Regions from separate parts of the Homo sapiens genome. Here region 2 is linked to region 1. A link is a contact called in ENCODE Hi-C data. All regions are on one chromosome and are shown on one strand. The core of a region is the stretch at or near the end of the contact, and the rest is flanking DNA. Distances in the headings are between cores, read along the strand shown. Region 1 holds the start of MAP3K7 (mitogen-activated protein kinase kinase kinase 7). Region 2 overlaps GABRR2 (gamma-aminobutyric acid type A receptor subunit rho2).

What was found. Hi-C counts contacts between places; a loop is a spot of excess contacts on that map. Pooled maps may share reads with other maps.
Region 2: a map of naive thymus-derived CD4-positive, alpha-beta T cell shows a loop between it and region 1 (6-fold over the local background). The contact joins the enhancer-like site here to the promoter of MAP3K7 in region 1. A Hi-C loop is called at or near these places in 1 of 168 maps with a recorded cell type or tissue (naive thymus-derived CD4-positive, alpha-beta T cell), 1 of 37 single-sample maps with no recorded cell type and 7 of 50 pooled maps.

The regions. Positions count from the first base shown.
Region 1 is chr6:90,582,826-90,589,377 of GRCh38, forward strand. MAP3K7 (mitogen-activated protein kinase kinase kinase 7) reads right to left here and starts at 4,247. Exons shown (of 17, transcript NM_145331.3): 1 at 3,939-4,247. The coding sequence starts at 4,058. LOC124901363 (a long non-coding RNA gene) reads left to right here and starts at 3,969. Exons shown (of 2, transcript XR_007059680.1): 1 at 3,969-5,130. RefSeq lists silencers at 4,067-4,186, 4,183-4,379.
Region 2 is chr6:89,294,794-89,301,345 of GRCh38, forward strand. It overlaps GABRR2 (gamma-aminobutyric acid type A receptor subunit rho2), which reads right to left. Exons shown (of 9, transcript NM_002043.5): 2 at 4,966-5,072. Among named protein-coding and RNA genes, the nearest start is that of GABRR2, 17 kb to the right of the region's middle. RefSeq lists enhancers at 2,536-3,735, 3,121-3,430, 3,857-3,926. Within about 2 kb of position 4,143, at least 17 of the 41 ENCODE cell types and tissues checked have a DNase peak (open chromatin) inside an H3K27ac peak, as active enhancers do.

The DNA.
Region 1 (6,552 bases), core at 2,997-5,496:
ATATCATACTAAGTCAGACATTTTAAGGAGGTAATCCTAGGATTCTTCTATCATCTTTTTTTTTTTTTTTTTTTTGAGACAGAGTCTCCCTCTGTTGTCCAGGCTAGGGTGCGGTGGCATGATCTCAGCTCACTGCAACCTCTGCCTCCTGGGTTCAAACGATTCTCATGCCTCAGCCACTCAAGTAGCTGGGATTACAGGCCTGTGCCACCACACCCAGCTAATTTTTGTACTTTCAGTAGTGACGGGGTTTCTCCGTGTTGGCCAGGGTGGTCTTGAACTCCTGGCTTCAAGTGATCTGCCCGCACTGGCCCTCCAAAGTGCTCGGATTACAGGTGTGAGCCACCGCACCAAGCCCTATTTATCTTTTATAGTACCTCAGAGTATTACGCACAGATGAGAATGTTCATTAAATGCTCAGGACCAACTACACTAAAAAGGAAATCAGTATTTTGTTTCCCCTTTCCCATATTAGGTTTGGTTATAGAGTACTTCAGAAAGTACTGAGTGACACTGTAAATCCAGTGGAAAGGGCAACTGACTCACAAGTGAGAAGTCTCATATTCAATTCCCAGCTTTACCATTTACTTAGGCATGCGGCTTCTGGCAAGTCAAACTCTATGACTGCTTGTCAATATCTGTACAATGGGATATCATTTGCCCTGTCAACCCAGGATTAGTTGGTCACCAACTGAATTCTATAGGAGACCATGATCAGTCTTTAAAGAACTGCTAAGCTTACTATAGAAAACAGTTAAATACTGGAAAACATGAATGTGTTTTCATTTTAGAACTGGAAAAGACCTTAAATGATCTTGTTCAGTCAGTTTACATGAGTAACCACAGGCCCAGAAAAATGTGGTGACTTCCTCAAAGTTACAAAAATATATTATGGCAGAATCAGTACAGCATCTAAATTTTCTTTTTCAGTCCAGAACACTTTCCACTATACTACCCTGTGTAACACTTCTTGCAACCCATCCCCTCTTTTATTCCAACATTCTCTACAGCCAGTTCTAGATGGTAAACACTAAATGATGTTTAAAAAGTACCTAGGCAGATTTCTGAGGCTGAGACCTTACCTAATTTGACTGAATTGAATTGAATCTAAGATGTGCCAAACTAATACTACTGAGTTACAATATTAGAAATGCAAGATCAGCTAATGTCTTAGAAATATGTATCTACTAAATGGCTGCATATTTGGCCTGTAGTTGAATTATTATTTTTTTTACAGTTTCTAATTATATTGATATAATACAATTCAATTACATTGAGAAATACATGATTTTCTTAATTTAGAAGGTAATATTCTCATACAATATAAAATATTGGAAGCAACATAAAATAGTTTTTGTTTCTGGTCATCTTCCTCTGTTTATCTTACAATTGAACTGGAAGTGTAATCTAAGTTGACAAATAGCTAATAAGTGTTCATGGTTCACCCTGGATTGTGTAACACTGGTTTAATGTATGCAAATGAAGAAGATGATGGAAATTATGTAATGCTTTCAATATCAGAAAGGTCCAAATTCAATCTTTAATGCAAAAATGAACTAAGTATTAAACATGAAAGGGAATAAAACAAACAAAAAACCCAAATGACTGCCTGATATTAGAAACAAATTTTCATCTAAAAACAAAAACCTACTCCCAGAAATTTCCTAAACACACACACACCCACATACACACAAAGATTGAAACATTATCTAAACTGAGAGAAGGGTCTTGGAAACACAGAAACCTAACCAGAAGCGAAATAGCTTTAGGGGAAGAACATCAAAATGATAACTACCTCCTTAGTAATTTGTTTTTCCCTGAATCAAGAATGTAAAAAGCTTTAGAAAGTAGCATTCAAAAACTAAGGTTGTAAGAACCAAATGAAGTAAGTTTGTGAAAGCATTTAGTAGACCATAAAGCACAAGTTATTATTATATAACAATTTGTAGTCTACAAGCATAGCAATTCACCACAGAGCAGACGTAAACGCTTATTTAAAAACTGCAATTCTTGTATACTGACTCACTGAATTTTTATTCTTAAAAAAGAATATTAGCCATGAAAGCTGCATCAACTATCCACTTCTGGAAAAGGAATTTATCATAGCCTCAATGTAAAAAAAAAGAAACTAAAAACATTTCCCCCTCTTTTCAAAATACAGGTCTTCTTTTAGCCATATGACCTTAAAGCAGGTCACATTTCCTCTCTGGAACTAGGTTTCCTAATATGTGTCAGGCCCTGTGGTAGGTGTTTTGCATATAATGTCTACTAAGATCTGTTATGCAGATAAAATGAAACAGAATTTATTAGCCCTTTCTTAGAGTAAACTAAAATTCAAAGGGGTTAGGAAACTTGCCCCAAATCACACAGCTAATAAATGGCATATCTGATACACTGAACTTTCCTCTAACTCCAAAGACCTTGCTCTTTCCACCATATTATCTTGTAAAATGAGGATATTCTCAATAATCTCTAAAGTTACTTTATGTGATAAAACATATATAATTCAGTAATCCATTACTCTTCCAAAACATGCACAGGAAAAAAAATTTATTTGTTGAACGTTATCTCACTACTTTGAACTTGCTGACACTTAAAAATAATTTTAGAATTTTAAAGTAGACATAACTCGTTGACAATCTATAATATTTCACTAGGTTTTTCATGGACTATATAACGCAAAGTGCTTAATAAATTTAAAAAATGGCAAATAAATGGTAAGAGATAGTATTTTCAACCAAAGTTTTTAACAAGTTCTAAAGTGTCTTTAAAAAATATATATGCAGTTTTTACTTTTCTAAATTTTATAGTCATTAGAACCCAATTTACCTGTTAATTTGAAAAACGACGCTTTAAAGTCACTTTGAAATATCTTGTTCTAAAATAAATTACTGCAGAATAAAGAAAGGATATGGGTTTTCTGATAGCGATTTCTAGTCTAATATTATATTCTGATTGTCACCGAAATCATTCGTTATCTCTTCAGAATATGCTACTTGAAACATCTTTTGATCGTAGACCAGTCTATGTTACTTATGGTGAAATTCACCTACATTAGCCCAACTGAAAGCCGAGCATTTAAACATTACGAGTATTGCTGTGCGGTATCGGAGAAATTGAGAACCATTCGGTGCTAAGGGAAACACTTTATTAGACTTGATGATCTACTAATTTAACAAGCATTTATTGAGCATCCCCTACATGCCAGGTACTGAAGTAGAAGTCGAATATAATACAATCTTTGGCCATTAAGAACATTACGTCCGGCCGGGCCCGGTGGCTCACGCCTGTAATCCCAGCACTTTGGGAGGCCGAGGCGGGTGGATCATGAGGTCAGGAGATCGAGACCATCCTGGCTAACAAGGTGAAACCCCGTCTCTACTAAAAATACAAAAAATTAGCCAGGCGCGGTGGCGGGCGCCTGTAGTCCCAGCTACTCGGGAGGCTGAGGCAGGAGAATGGCGTGAACCCGGGAAGCGGAGCTTGCAGTGAGCCGAGATTGCGCCACTGCAGTCCGCAGTCCGGCCTGGGCGACAGAGCGAGACTCCGTCTCAAAAAAAAAAAAAAAAAAAAAAGAACATTACGTCCAGCGGACTGAAACTCCAGAACGGCTACGATCTTCGCTGAAACTACTACTTACAGATACGAGAACTGGTGGACCACACTATCTCACCAGTTCATTCTCCTGTTTATCACCGGAATATCAAATCCAAAATCAAGAGTACCCAAGAGAGGAAAAAAGGCAGCTACTCCCGAGCAGTTGAGCTCAGAGAGTAACCCCCACTCCCACGTTACTGAGGGCTGTGGGGTCTCCCGGGTGGACCCCGCAGGGTCCCGCGAATTAGAGGGGCCCCGGGAGGCACCTTCAGAGCCGGCACCAGGCAGAGGCGGGGGCGGGGCAGGCCGGGACCGGCGTCTCCATGCCGGGCCTCGCTCACCTCTTCCACCTCGATCTCCTTGTAGTCGATCTCTTCAAAGTTGAGGACCTGGGAAGGGGCTTCGATCATCTCACCGGCCGAAGACGAGGAGGAGGAGGAGGCGGCAGAGGCTGTAGACATGATCCCTCGCGGCGCCCGGTGGGGCCGGGAACGGTGCCACCCGGACAATCCGGGTGAGACCCGCGCCCACCCGCCTCCGGACCGACCCTCAGCCTGGAGCCGCGCAGTCCTACTACCCGGCGATCCGTGGCGGGGGTAGAGGCAGCGGCCACAGCCGTGTCCGGCTCTGGCTCCGCTGCGTTTTCCGCCGACGGGCCCCGCCCACTACACTTCCGGTTCCGGGCTGAAATCGGAAACAGGAGGAGGGCCGTAAACTCCGGGGTAGGGGAGGGGAGAATTTTGTGACTTGGAAAGAAAAGGAGGGACAGGTTGGGGGTGGGGTGGAGTAAGCTAAGAAGCAAACTTGGACCTCTAGAACAAATTTCGCGAGACCTTTATTACAGGGCCTCAGCAACCGGATGATACCGCGAGAGAGGACGCCTGACGTAATTAAAGTGCGCGAACGGAAGTGGCGCGGAACATGACGGAAAATCAGTACGGTTGGTCCCTTAAGGACCAGCGGGAAAGATAAAAGCTGGGGTTTAGTCTGTGCTGCGTGAAATATGTCTTGGCCTCACTTCCTGTCCTCTGAGCTGCCTGCAGCCGGGCGAGGTGGTGTTGAACTGTGTTTTTTGTGACGAAGCTTACTTTTAAGTTTCATCCCTAAACTAAGTTGACCTGTTTCTTTAAGACGGCTTGCAAAATGTGTTTTCCTCAATGTGGGATATGGAAAGAAGCAGTTGCTCCTGTTATTTTGAGCTAGTACCTGACGCTATGAGAAATTCTAAAAGAGCGAATCAGATCATGCAACATGAATAACTATGGAGGCTGAGTGATCAAGAACAGAAGTTAATATTTTGGTGTTACAAACTTTCCACGGATTAGGTGAATAAGATATTTATAATTTGGTGTGTTCATCTCAAGTTATGGATTACGAGTGCGGGGCACTAGTGCTTTAGATTGGTAAATGAATCATCAACAGTCGCCTTGAAAATCGAATATTTTTGTCACCATTTTCAGGACATGAGAAAACACGCTGAGAGTTTAAAGCAATTATGGTCCTCACAAACTAGATCATTCTGTCCCCAAGATGGTCAGTATTGCTCATGTTGTACTACCAGCACAAGTTTTAGTTTTAAACTAACTGTTGAATTTTATATAGTCCGTTTGACATAAAGCCTAACTGTGGAATTATGTTAAACACATTTGGGATTGCAAATAGATCATTGGATTTGACCATCAAGAAGTTACAAACTCCTGGGAAACATTCTGTCACTTTTTATTCGTAGTTCTAGTGACACGCAGTGACAGTTTGATGAGTGGATAAAAAAATGAAAGAAACGATAATTTCTTTTCACTGTACACTCTCTCTTTGCATGCTCTTACCCAAGGTCTCTGTTTCTCATACTATTTTTATAATGATGACTCCTAATCTCCAAATACTCAAGATTTTTCCTGAATTCTGGACCTATTGGTCATCTCTACTTAGACAAACACCTAAACTTCAAGATACCACAGCAAATTCAAAAGTTGTCACCCACCACAAATATATTCCTATGTTATTTTCCTATGTCACTTAAGGATGCCATCACCCAGTTGGTTGTCCAAGTGAGAAATCAGGGCATGTGAAATGATGCGTGGTGCACTGATACCCAGTAGAAGCTGATATAATCAGTGGGACAGTCATTTTCACCTGTCATTCCCCTTGCATTTCCAAACAAGGATGGTCACTTCTTACCTTGTGCTATAACTCTGCAGGTCTATATCCGATTTCCTTTTAACACCTTGATCTTGCTGCCAGGTGGGAACTCAATAAATACTTAGATATTCTGTACAAATGAATAGCTTTTGTCAGTCCTCCCTTTCCCTGGAGTGTAAGATATGTTTCCTGTACCTTCAGTTTAGGACTGGAATCTTGACAAAGGACTAATTAATTACCACAGCCATGATGCAGTTCTCCTGCTTGATTTTTCCCCCCAAAATTTTGTTACAAAAATGTCAAATATAGAGAAAAGTTGAAAGAATTTATGGTGAACACCTATATGCCCACCACCAGGATTCTACCTTTAACATTTTACTATACTTGCTTTATCATAATATACATATGTGCATCTCATCTCTCCATCCATATTTACATCCATCTACCATTTTGCTAGATGCATTTCAAAGTGAATTGATTACATGATTTTGAATATCTTCTACCCCAACACTTCTATGTTTTATCCACTGATTTGGACTTCTAATATTGATGCCAGTCTAAAATCAATTTTTGTCCAACTTGCTTGCAGATTACTTTTTTCTTTTTTGTCTGCCTGCGCCTTTTCCCTAGCTTCTAGTAATAGATGGAAAGTTTCATCAGTGTTTATGTCTCTGGGTTCAGTCATTCCCAAGGTCCAATCCATCTCTTACATTCTGTGATTTGGTTATGTGAGCTAGTAAATTACCATTTCATTTAAGCTGGTCCAAGTTGTATTTTTGTCACTTGTAACCAAATAATCCTAAGTAATAAAGTTTA
Region 2 (6,552 bases), core at 2,893-5,392, 1.3 Mb before region 1:
CCCCACCCCACAACAGGCCCTGGTGTGTGATGTTCCCCTACCTGTGTCCAAGTGTTCTCATTGTTCAATTCCCACCTATGAGTGAGAACATGTGGTGTTTGGTTTTTTGTCCTTGCGATAGTTTGCTGAGAATGATGGTTTCCAGCTTCATCCATGTCCCTAAAAAGGACATGAACTCATCCTTTTTTATGGCTGCATTGTATTCCATGGTGTATATGTGCCACATTTTCTTAATCCAGTCTATCATTGATGGACATTTGGGTTGGTTCCAAGTCTTTGCTATTGTGAATAGCGCTGCAGTAAACATACATGTGCATGTGTCTTTATAGCAGCATGATTTATAATTCTTTGGGTATATACCCAGTAATGGGATGGCTGGGTCAAATGGTATTTCTAGTTCTAGATCCTTGAGGAATCGCCACACTATCTTCCACAATGGTTGAACTAGTCTACAGTCCCACCAACAGTGTAAAAGTGTTCCTATTTCTCCACATCCTCTCCAGCACCTGTTGTTTCCTGACTTTTTAATGATGGCCATTCTAACTGGTGTGAGATGGTCTCTCATTGTGGTTTTGATTTGCATTTCTCTGATGGCCAGTGATGATGAGCATTTTTTCATGTGTCTGTTGGCTGCATTAATGTCTTTTGAGAAGTATCTGTTCTTATCCTTTGCCCACTTTTTGATGGGATTTTTTTTTAATTTGTTTGAGTTCATTGTAGATTCTGGATATTAGCCCTGTGTCAGATGAGTAGATTGCAAAACTTTTCTTCCATTCTGTAGGTTGCCTGTTCACTCTGATGGTAGTTTCTTTCGCTGTGCAGAAGCTCTTTAGTTTAATTAGATCCCATTTGTCAATTTTGGCTTTTGTTGCCATTGCTTTTGGTGTTTTAGACATGAAGTCCTTGCCCATGCCTATGTCCTGAATGGTATTGCCTAGGTTTTCTTCTAGGGTTTTTATGGTTTTAGGTCTAACATTTAAGTCTTTAATCCATCTTGAATTAATTTTTGTATAAGGTGTAAGGAAGGGATCCAGTTTCAGCTTTCTACATATGGCTAGCCAGTTTTCCCAGCACCATTTATTAAATAGGGAATCGTTTCCCCATTTCTTGTTTTTGTCAGGTTTGTCAAAGATCAGATGGTTGTAGATGTGTGGTATTATTTCTGTGGGTTCTGTTCCATTGGTCTATGTCTCTGTTTTGGTACCAGTACCATGCTGTTTTGGTTACTTTGGGGGCCCAGGCTCTACTTCTAACTAGAAGCCTGTCAGGGGCTGCTTCCAGGGAATGAGACACCTTCTATATCACCTGCACAGAGTCACCTTTGTGCTGTCTGTGCAGCCTCCTTTCTCACAGAGACCTGCCCATGAGGTGCTGAGTGAAATGGGGACACCCAGGAGCACCTGCAGGGAAGGTTTCTTGGCTCTAAGCCATCTTCAAATGCTCCCATAGGGTTCAGGTTATAAAGATCATTGACAGCACAAGCAGTGGGAATCCCCGTCCTGCGATCATCCCATCTTGCCTGGCTGGCCAGAACTCTGGGTGTCTTATTTATGGACTCATGGAGGCAGGGAGCCCTGGTACCTCACTATGTGCTCTCCTCCCCCCGTTTCATCCAAGTGACATCTGGGCATCCAGGAAAGCCCTGCAGGAGATTACAGGTGCCCAGAGGACCAACTGCCATGGGGAGGAGGCTTGGAAGGAAGGAGGAGTGGCCCCCACCTATACTGTGGTGGCTGAGATCTTGACTTCTATGGAAGGTGATGCCTCTTTCCTTAGCAGCTTCCCCAAAGTCAGAGCCCTCCCCAGGGTCAGAAGCTTACCCAGGCAGGGGCAGGGAGCAGTCCTGACCCTCTACGCTCTGGAGGGCCCCACAGAAGGGCCCAGCAGATGCAGTGGTCACACCACAAGGAGTCCACTTTCCTCCTGGAACTGGCTTGAGGAAGGAGCAGCGTGATGGGGACTGTGGCGTGTTGCAGCATTCTGCTCAGAGTCAGGGTTTCTGGGAACATGGCAGGATTTCATCTGCCGTTCCAAGAGCTAGCTCCTGGTGGGAGCATTTTCATAAGGCTTTCGCTTTTGCAGCTGATGTCACAAAAGAAACCTAAGTTCTGCCTCTGGCTGTTCGGTGGCCATCACCTAACTCCTTGGACCCCAGGCTCTTCTTCTACATACTGAAGGTACTGACCAGGTGATGGCCCAGGCTCCTGATAGCATCACTAGCCTTGGGTAAAAAGGTACAACACATTGTTCGGAATAGCACCCACACTCGGTGCACACCCACAAAAGACCACACTGAGGCACGGCCACGTTATGACTTTTGAGGACCCTGGGCACTTTTGCTTCATGGGCCTCTTCCTCTATAAAAAAATATCAAAAAGCATATTTTATGATTGTGTTGGTTTAATGATGAACATATTAATAGTATATATTAAAACAACTTCTGCTTAAAAGTTTGTTTTTCTTATTTTAAGATAAAGCAAAAACATTTTGTTGTGGGCCCCAGGCAGTGTGCCTATGCCGCCTAATGAATATGTCAGCTCTGCGCCAAGACATGCAAGTAGGAGACAAGAAAGGGACCCAGCTAGGAGGGGGGTCCAACCTCAGCTGACCTGGGACATTTACTTCACCTCTCTGTGCCTCAGTTTCCTCATCTGGGGACAATAATAGTATCTACTTTGTAGAACTGATGAGAGGATTAAAATAAGATTACATATATATATGTACCTTGATTAGAATGGTGCCTGGCATAAAAAAAAATCCCTATGAAAGTGGTAGTTGTGGCTGGGCACAGTGGCACACGCCTGTAATCCCAGCACTTTGGGAGGCTGAGGTGGGTGGATCACTTGAGGTCAGGAGTTCAAGACCAGCCTGGCCAACATGGTGAAACCCTGTCTCTACTAAAAATACAAAAGAATTAGGCATGGTGGTGCATGCCTGCAATCCCAGCTATTCAGGAGGCTGAGGGAGGAGAATCGCTTGAACCTGAGAGGCAGAGGTTGCAGTGAGCTGAGATTGCGCCTCTGCACTCCAGCCTAGGTGACAAAGTGAAACTCCGTCTCGAAAAAAAAAGTGGTAGTTGTCATGCATGTTATTGTTGGTTATTGTGTTTCCTAGCCACTGTACGCCTCTATGCTCTTAACTGTTGCTGTGCAAGAAAAGTGGAGCTTCTTGCTTTTGGGGACGCCTTGCTTAGACTTCCTGGAGCAGATGTAGCTATTTTAAAGCTGCTTATTAGTATAACTTTATTTTCGTAAAATTCCTTGGCAGGCTTGCCCATGACGAATCCCCGAGGAAACCCAAGAGCTACCAGAAATATGGTGGCCTCTTCTTGACCTTCCGTGGGCGTCAATCAGGTTGCGGTTGGAAGGGAGATGAGTCACAGGCCTGTAATCTGCCACCTGCTTTTCTCCTTCTGCTTAGCAGGTGTCAGAGCTCAGGGAATTTAGTGGGAGGCTTTGAGGCCTTTTAAAATGCATAGGCTTCTGGGATAAATTAATTTCTTAATCCCTTAACAGTCACACAAGAGGAAGGTCTGGCAGCTGGGTTTTTCAGAGGGGACAGGAACAAATGTCTGTCAGGGGTTTTACATACATTATCTTGTTTAATCTGGACAACAACCCCATATGTGGGGATTACTCTCCCCATTTTATAAACAAACAAATGGAGGCTCAAAGGATTGGTGACCTGCCTGGAGGTCACAGCTACTCCTTTTTACTGCCCCAGAATGATAGGACCTACTAGAGGATCAAGGGCAGAGAAAAAGGAAAAAGGGAAGCCAGCCCGCCTGGGTCTGTCTTGGCCAAGGTTCATCAACTGAAATTCTTGGTGCCTCAGTTTCCCCAAGAGGAGAGGAAAGTTGGCCCAGGGATCTCATACATTCTGCTATTCTTACCCCACTCTCTGCCTAGTCAGAGCAGATGACTGATTCCTTTCCCAGCTGCTATGGCCTGAATGTTTATGTCCCTGACAAATGTGTATGTTGCAATCCTAACCCGCAATGGGATGGTACTAGGAAGTGGGCCTTTGGAAGGTGATGAGATCCTGAGGGTGGAGCCCTCACCAGTGGGATTAGTGCTCTTAGAAAAGAGGCCCTAGAGAGCTGCCTTGCCCCACCCACTATGTGAGGTTACAGTGAGAAGGCACCGTCTATGAACAGAAAGTGGGCCCTCAGCACACATGGAAACTGTTGGCACCTTGATCTTACTTCCGGCCCCTGGAAACATGAGAAATACGTTTCCATTGTCTATAAACTGCCCAATCTATGGTGTTTTGTGTGAAAGCCAGAACTGACTAAGACACTGTCCACCTTCTCCATAGCATTTCTCTAGTTCCTGGGAAGGACACCCACTGGCCATGCCTCCCCTCCCTGACCCCAAGACTAACAGAGCACCTTTGGGGGCAGGTGTGCAAGAAATCTTTGTAATGAGTTAAGCTCTTGTTGCTGCACTGGAAAACAGGTGACTCCATCAAAACAGCAAACTCCCAGGTAGTCATGGCAACAAAGTTGCAATGCCTTGTTCAGAATTCCACTCACACCCAGACACACACACATGCCAAAATAGTGCAGAGGGAGGGCCACACTAGGACTTTTGAGGATCCTGGGCACCTCTGCCTTCATGGGCCTCTTCCTCTATAAAAATGACAGAGGAGCTATTTTGTGTCCTGATTCTCCTTGCCTGCTCTTATATTTGTAGGACAAAAAAGTTGGCAGCTGCAGGGCCTGTCTCCTTTGTGAATGTAAATGGCTTAGTCACTGGTGGGCCCTCTTTAGTCAACGGCCCTCTCCACTACTTCCTGCTCTTTTCTCCTTGGGAAAATTAGGGACTCAGGAAATGGAGTCAGATTTATGTGAGTGGGAAAATTGCACCATCTGAGGAAGCGCTGTGCCAGAGGGAGCCAGAGAGGGCAGCACATCACATCCCTGGGGCCAACCTCCCACCTGGCATCAAGGAAGAACAGTCCTACCTCCGAAGGCGGGTCTCATGCTGAAGTCGTGCTCGTCCACTCTGAGAAGCTGCTGAGGCTTTCCCTTCCGGATCTTGGTCACATCAAGGTTCTTCTTATATAAGTGACTGTGAAGACAAGCAAGAAACTATTTTCCATCGGCTCTTCAATGCATTGAGTGAGATGATTTGGGCTATTACTCCCTGCAAGATCTACCTGTTAGGTACCTTTTCTCCATTCTACTTCTTGGCCCAGGGGAGAAGGAGGGCTGAAGGACCCTCCACACACACGCCAGATCCTCACAGGTAGACTGACCTGAGGACCAGGTTCTTCTGGAGCCTTCTGAAAGTGGATGCCCTCCTGGGCAGGACAACATTCTACCTTGGTAAAGGCTATAATTGGATGAAAATGGTTGGATTGGCTGCTAGCTAGACTAATAAAGAAGAAAAGGGAGAAGATCAAAATAAACACAATTAGAAATGAGAAAGGGGGCTAGGTGCAGTGGCTCACACCTGTAATCCCAGCACTTTGGGAAGCTGAGGTGGGCAGATTGCTTGAGGTCATGAGTTTGAGACCAGCCTAGCCAACATGGTGAAACCCCATTTCTACTAAAAATACAAAAATTAGCTGGGCATGGTGGCACACACCTGTAGTCCCAGCTACTCAGGAGGCTAGGGCACAAGAATCACTTGAACCAAGGAGACGCAGGTTGCAGTGAGTGGAGATTGCGCCACCCGGGTGATAGAGTGAGACTCTGTCGCAAAAAAAAACAAAAAGAAATGACAAAGGGGATGTTACCACTGACCCCACAGAAATACAAATAACCATCAGAGACTACCATGAACAACTCTGTGTACACAAACTAGAAAACCTAGAAGAGATGGATAAATTCCTGGACACATACACACCCCAAACCAAATAGTGAACCAGGAAGAAATTGATTCCTTGAATAGACCAATAATGAGCTCCGAAGTTGAAGTTGAATCAATAATAAATAGCGTACCAACCAAAAAAAAAAAAAAAAAAAAAGGCCCAGGACCTGATATATTCACAGCCAAATTCTACCAGATGTACAAAGAACTGGTACCATTCCTACTAAAACTATTCCAAAAAATTGAGGAGGCGGGACTCCTCCCCAGTTCATTCTATGAGGCCAGCATCATCCTGATACCAAAACCTGGCAGAAACACACACACACACAAAAGAAAGCTTTAGGCCAATATCCTTGATGAACATTGAGGCAAACAATCCTCAACAAAATATTTGCAAACCAAATCCAGCAGCCCACCAAAAAGTGAATCCACCACAATCAAGTAGGCTTCAATCCCAGGATGCAAGTTTGGTTTAACATACGCAAATCAATAAATGTGATTCATCACATAAAACTAAAGACAAAAGCCACATTATTATCTCAATGGATGCACAAGAGGCTTTCGATAAAATTCAACACTCCTTATTAAAAACTCTTAATAAACTAGGTATTAAAGAAACACACTTCAATACATATGTGACAAACCCATAGCCAACGTCATACTAAATGGGCAAATGCTGGAAACATTCCCCTTGAAAACCAGCACAAGACAAGGGTGCCCTCTCTCACCACTCCTA